Linked DNA regions of Homo sapiens: region 2 is linked to region 1. The links are chromatin contacts, found by Hi-C or POLR2A ChIA-PET in ENCODE. All regions are on one chromosome and are shown on one strand. Each heading gives the region's core, a stretch centred on a gene start or an enhancer-like site at or near the end of the contact. The rest is flanking DNA. Distances are from core to core; before and after follow the strand shown. Region 1 overlaps CNN3-DT (CNN3 divergent transcript). Region 2 overlaps ALG14 (ALG14 UDP-N-acetylglucosaminyltransferase subunit).

What was found. A loop is a pair of places that touch in the nucleus more often than their neighbours do. ChIA-PET counts read pairs that join two places held with the same protein, here RNA polymerase II (POLR2A). Pooled maps may share reads with other maps.
Region 2: a map of GM18951 shows a loop between it and region 1 (2.5-fold over the local background). The contact joins two enhancer-like sites. A Hi-C loop is called at or near these places in 6 of 168 maps with a recorded cell type or tissue (CD14-positive monocyte, GM18951, PC-3 and 3 more) and 1 of 50 pooled maps. POLR2A ChIA-PET finds 5 or more read pairs at or near these places in 7 of 52 experiments (A673, H1, Panc1 and 4 more).

The regions. Positions count from the first base shown.
Region 1 is chr1:94,948,648-94,951,529 of GRCh38, forward strand. The region is part of intron 2 of CNN3-DT (CNN3 divergent transcript); the gene reads left to right. Among named protein-coding and RNA genes, the nearest start is that of CNN3, 23 kb to the left of the region's middle. Within about 2 kb of position 1,489, at least 4 of the 41 ENCODE cell types and tissues checked have a DNase peak (open chromatin) inside an H3K27ac peak, as active enhancers do.
Region 2 is chr1:94,988,082-94,990,963 of GRCh38, forward strand. All of the region lies in intron 3 of ALG14 (ALG14 UDP-N-acetylglucosaminyltransferase subunit), which reads right to left. Among named protein-coding and RNA genes, the nearest start is that of CNN3, 62 kb to the left of the region's middle. Within about 2 kb of position 1,515, at least 4 of the 41 ENCODE cell types and tissues checked have a DNase peak (open chromatin) inside an H3K27ac peak, as active enhancers do.

The sequences.
Region 1 (2,882 bases), core at 239-2,738:
TAATAAAAACTGCAGGGTTCATGTTAAACCAAATAATTTTACATGTCAGCCTGGCATGTAGAAGGTATTCAGTTAGTTCTTGCTGAATAAGTATATTTCAAACTGTTGCTGAAAGAATAGTCTAGAAACATCTATATGTGATACATTCACATTTGACTCTCAAACCATACAGAATTCGTTAGTGAATACCAAAATTAGCTTCACAGACACTGGGAAGGAAATCAAGACTATTGGGGAGGGAACGGGGTAGAAAGGGAGGTGTGTGGAGTAGGAGTGGGACCCAGGGAGCTTTTAGTGTACAATGACCGAAAAATTGTAAATTACCGCATTGCTGCCTTCTGCTTTATACCAAGTTTGTCCAACCCGCAGCCTGCGGGCTGCATGCAGCCTAGGATGGCTTTGAATGTGGCCCCACACATATTTGTAAAGTTTCATAAAACATTATGAGATTTATGCTTGGGCCTTTTTTTTTTTCTCATCTTATGTCATTAGTGTTAGTGTATTTTATGTGTGGCCCGAGACAATTCTTCTTCCAATGTGGCCAAAGGAAGCCAAAAAGATTGGACACCCCTGCTCTATACATTACAGTGTATAATTTTATTTTATTTTATTTTATTTATTTATTTTTTTGAGATGAGTTTCACTCTTGTTGCCCAGGCTGGAGTGCAATGGTGCAATCTCAGCTCACTGCAACATCCGCCTCCTGGGGTCAAGCGATTCTCCTGCCTCAGCCTCCCGAGTAGCTGGGATTACAGGCATGTGCCACCATGCCCAACTAATTTTGTATTTTTAGTAGAGACAGGGTTTCTCCATGTTGGTCAGGCTGGTCTCGAACTCTCAACCTTAGGTGATCCGCCCGCCTTGGCCTCCCAAAGTGTTGGGATTACAAGTGTGAGCCACCGTGCCTGGCCTACAGTGTATAATTTTTACAGCACTAAAGACTCTTAACATTTTTATAATTTTAAAGAAGGGTCACTGAAGACACAATGCTGCTTGGAGCGTTTTTATCCCTTATTCATTTAAGAACACTTTTTCAAATTGTATGTTTCTGAGTCATTTTTTTAAAATGATATGTTTGTTTACCTACATTAAATTAGATGATGCTGTGATACCACTCTTTCCCAAATAAATGTGTTTCCTTTAGAGATAACTAGTTCAGCCCATCCCCGGGTTCAATGAGTCACTAAGAGGACTCATAGGACTCAGCCTACTATCATGTAACACTAATGGCTATGATTTATTTCAGCAAAAAGATAACAAGCAGAATCAGCAAAGAGAAAAGGCATCTGGGGTGAAGTCTGGGGAAAACCAGGCACAAGCTTCTAAGGCTCCTCTGTCAGTAAAATCACAAAGGATAAATTAACCCCCCAGCAGCAAGTTCTGTATGTGAAAACAGGTGTGAAATGTTGCCAACCAAGGGAGCTCATTAGAGACTCGGTGCCCCACGTTTTTACTGGAGCCTGGTCATGTAGGCAGCCCCAACCTGGCACATATGGAAATACTGGCTTCCCAGAAGAAAGCAGGTGTTCAGCACAAACCACATTGTTTGCACAAACAGTCTGGCACAATGAACCACTCTTATCAGTTAATGGTGGGAACCCTTGCAAAATCTCAGTTCTCTCCCACATACCAGCCAAGGGCCAACCTTGCAAGCCTGCCTTTTCACAGGCAGTAGTTCGGGCCTGTTATGTTAATTATTTTCTGCACAATATCATCAACAGAGTGTCAATAATCATGATAGTGACATTTACAAGTTTGATGGGGTTCTTTTTGCCCCCAAAGCTGATGTCTAGTCCCTTTCTTTATCATGAAATTAACATTTATGGAGCCCTTATCACATGCCAGGCACATGGTTTAAATCTTTTAATATTTACAGTAAATGGGTCCTGTTTTTGTCACAGTTGTACAGATGAGAACATTTAGATCATATCATTTAGAACATATCATTAGACTTGCCCAAAGTCTCACAACTAATATTTGTAGTGCTGGGATTGGACCAGGAGGGCCTAACTCTGGAATAGGCACTGGGGAAGTTCTCAACAGTTTCACCACACACCTTCCCTTTCTTTTCTTTCGTTTCTTTTTTCTTTTTTTAATATGGTCATCAAAAATAATTACACATTCACACACACACACACACACACACACACACGCACACACCTATATCTCCCCATACTGTATGGACAGAACACAAATACAACCAGGTATATAACCTGGTGCAGACTGGCCTTCCAATATGTGTTGAGATGAATGAATAATGAAGCACAACATCTGAATGTCTAGCATTTAAGTACCGCATCCTTAAAATATCAACATCATGTCAACTCCTGAAACTCAGTAGAAGGACCCTAATGAAAGAAAACCTAGACAAGCCTCACCAATAAGTGCTTTAGTTACCTGTCCATTTGGACCTGTTTTTTGTTTTGTTTTGTTTTGTTTTGTTTTTTATCTTTTGAAGTTGAGAAGATTGAATGTCACATTTGAAATAATGCACATATTCATCACCAACAAGTTTTTTGAGTCCTTAAAATGTGCAGTGCACAGAATTACTGCCCTTTTTTCAGAGATGTGTCATCAGCAGCTCTGCTGGAACTACCCTAGAAAATTTGGCCACGGTTCTTGCTCTTGCTGTGTCTGGTCAAACCAGCAGGTTTGATCTGGGACTATAACTTCAATATGTGCCACCTGTGTTTCCATCAGAATGGAAGGGATTATAGCCCTCATCAAGTTGGACTAAGTGGTCTTCCCTGAATGGATTATCCAAGACAGCGCTCAATGAAAGAAACCACTGCTAGCTCTCTGCACATAAAATAAAATTTTTTTAAACTTCAAAAAAATTAAAATAAAAGCCAAGAGCCATAAACAATTGAAAGCATCTGATG
Region 2 (2,882 bases), core at 265-2,764, 39 kb after region 1:
AGCTGGGCTGGCTCGGGTAGGTAGCCTACCTGGAGGTCAAGGGTTCTGTCAAAATCAATGCTTCTGTTTATAGGGTATTGGCTCCATTACGTAGACAGGTAAATGGGGAAATGAGGAAGGGAGAAAACACTGACATGTAGGAATTGTCAATAAAGAAAGAAAGAGAAGAAGCTTGGCTGTAAAGCTGAACAGGAAGCAAAGTCAGGAAAATGCTTTAAGAATGGTTAGACAAAGAAGAAGAAAACCACAAGGTCCCTTGCCTATCCCTAAAAGTGTGTCAAAGATGATGAAATGATCAATACCATTTCTTGCAGGTAGCAGAGCTACAAAGATAGAGACAGAGAAAAGATCTTCAGATTTGGTCAAGAGAAGAGTAATGGAAACCTCAGAGATGGCTATTTCAGTGAGTCATTGGACCAAAATACAGGGCAGGGGAAAAGTAAGCATGCTGTGGGAGAGGGGAGCTCAGGTGTCAGCTGGATGGGCCAAGCAGGGCTGGGGAAAGGGTTTACAGAATGGAATGAATGATCTACATGTGAACATAAACATCAGTGAGAACAAACTGATAGTGAAGGAGGAAATGACCACATAGAAAAGGGTAAGTTCTTTCAATACCAGGAGAAAATAGTAAGTATTCAGAGTATTTGGTTCATGAGGTTGGTTTGGGAAAAGTTGTACTGAGAATATGATAAAAGATAAAAATAGTGGCATAGAAAGTTTGCCCCTCTTTTAAATATTAACTTTTCATCTCAGTGTGAAAAATACAGAGAAGCACAAAAAAGAACACAATCCTTTTAATCTCACCAATCTTAACATTTTGGTGTATTCTCTTCTAACTTACGTCTTTGTATATATTTATACTCTAATATATGTTCATATATGCATATTTGCAATTGTGAGAGCTTATACATAATATTAGTAAAGTTAGTTATATTTGTTTTTAAAATACTTTTTAAAAACTCACGGTTTTTAATGACTGCATATATTTAATCCTATGGAGATCTCATAACTCATTAACCATTCTCTTGTTAATGGAAATGGTTATTGTTGGAAATTTAGGCTGACTCCTTTTTTGTTATTCTAAATCATATTGTTATGAACATCTTTGTGTATAAATCTGTGATCCCTAAAGTTTAATTTTGCGTTAAACTATATACCAGAGTTCTTGCTGAGTGAGAGGTTGGAAGAAGTAGCTTTCAGGATTTAAGGAAGTTGTGGAAAGTTTAATACAACAATTATTATGGATCAGGAATGGACCATGTGGTCTTTTTTTTTCTTTGTTTTGTTCCTGTCTAGAATTTGTTTAAGCAATTTCCCAGAGTATGAGCTGTGGTTGCAGGCAAAGCCCCTTTCTCACAGCAGAAGTGAGATACTCCTTTCTAGGCCTCCTTACAGCTAGTAGATGGGCCAGTGACTTGCCCAGCTATTTCTGCCTAGATCTGACCAGGAGCTAGTGCTACAGAGGGGCAGGGCTGGAGGAGACTCTGTTCTGGTAGCAAAGGTACTGCTGGCAGGGGTCCAGCATCCAGTGCCAGTGGTGCCAGCTGCAGCGTTCACTGTCCAGCAACAGTAGCAGCAGCATCTCCTGAAACCAGCTCTGTGGCCATAGAATTTCATTCATGGTTCTGGCTGCTCAGTTCCCACTTTGTCCCTCTATATTTTCTAAGCCTACTTAATTGACATTGCTGGTAATTCCAAGAGTTCTCAATAGCCTTCACTAAATCCTTTTTCTGTTTCAATCAGCCAGAGTAGATTTCTATAGTTTGCTATCAAGAACCCTAACTAGATGGGAGGAACAAAGATTTGAGAGCAGCAAATGTAGAGACAGAGGGGGCCAGATCACATCAGAGCAGTCACAGGATTTCCTCAGACAGGGCTAAAAGCACTGGACCATGGGCATAGGAGTCAGACAGGGCAAAACATGGATGGCGACTGCACAGCAAAAAGAGGCTGGGAGAGTGCTCCAGGGTACGGAAAGGATAAGCAAAAGGACTTATCTAAGACAGGAGGGCAAAAGCAGTGGGACAAAAGCCTCAGGCAACTAGAAAGAGAAGAATCTGAGAGTAATCAAGGGAGTAAAGAAGAAAATGCAGTTAGAGTCAGGTGGTATATAACATGCAGAGGTTACAGTCAGGGGACAGGAAGGCCGGGCTGAAGCCTGGGAAAGGCAGTTGCTGAATGTCAGCGATCAGTGGAGGTGGACAGCAGGAAGGAAAAGGATGTGCAGCAGATGGGGATGACGTATTTGCTTGGCTCACATGATGGTACATTGTATTTCTTCTTTTTTATGTTTATTTAATCATCTGAGGAGTAACAGTTAAACAGAAACATCAAAATATCAAGAACAACATTAAATCACCAAATAAATTCTAAACCCTCGAATCCCTGACTATCTATGAACCCAAGGTCTCTTACAATTCTATTGGTAACAGAATTTTCAGAGATGTCATCATTGTGTATACAGCATTTTGGGGTCTACTTTTCCACGTATACAACTACATCCATTCCATGTTTCTACATAGGCACAATTGTGCCACTGCGTGAACGTACTACAGTCATCTAGCCACTTGCCGATTTCTCTTTACCCAGAATAGCTTTCATCTTCTTTTAAACCATACCAAAAAGGTAAGCAAGTTATAAATTGTTTTCATTTAGGCTAATGCACTAATGTTTTAAGGATACTGAATTTATTGGCTCATCCTCAAATATTAGTTACTTGCATTTTGCTTGGTGACAACTCAAAAAAACTTTCCAATTTAATCAAAAAAATAACTGAGAAGAACAGTAAACTTCGGTTCTGTAGGATCTTGCCCAGTTGATAAGTTCCCTCTAACTTGCTCTATCGATTATTCTGGTCTGGTCAGAATATTCCTGCTTGTTGT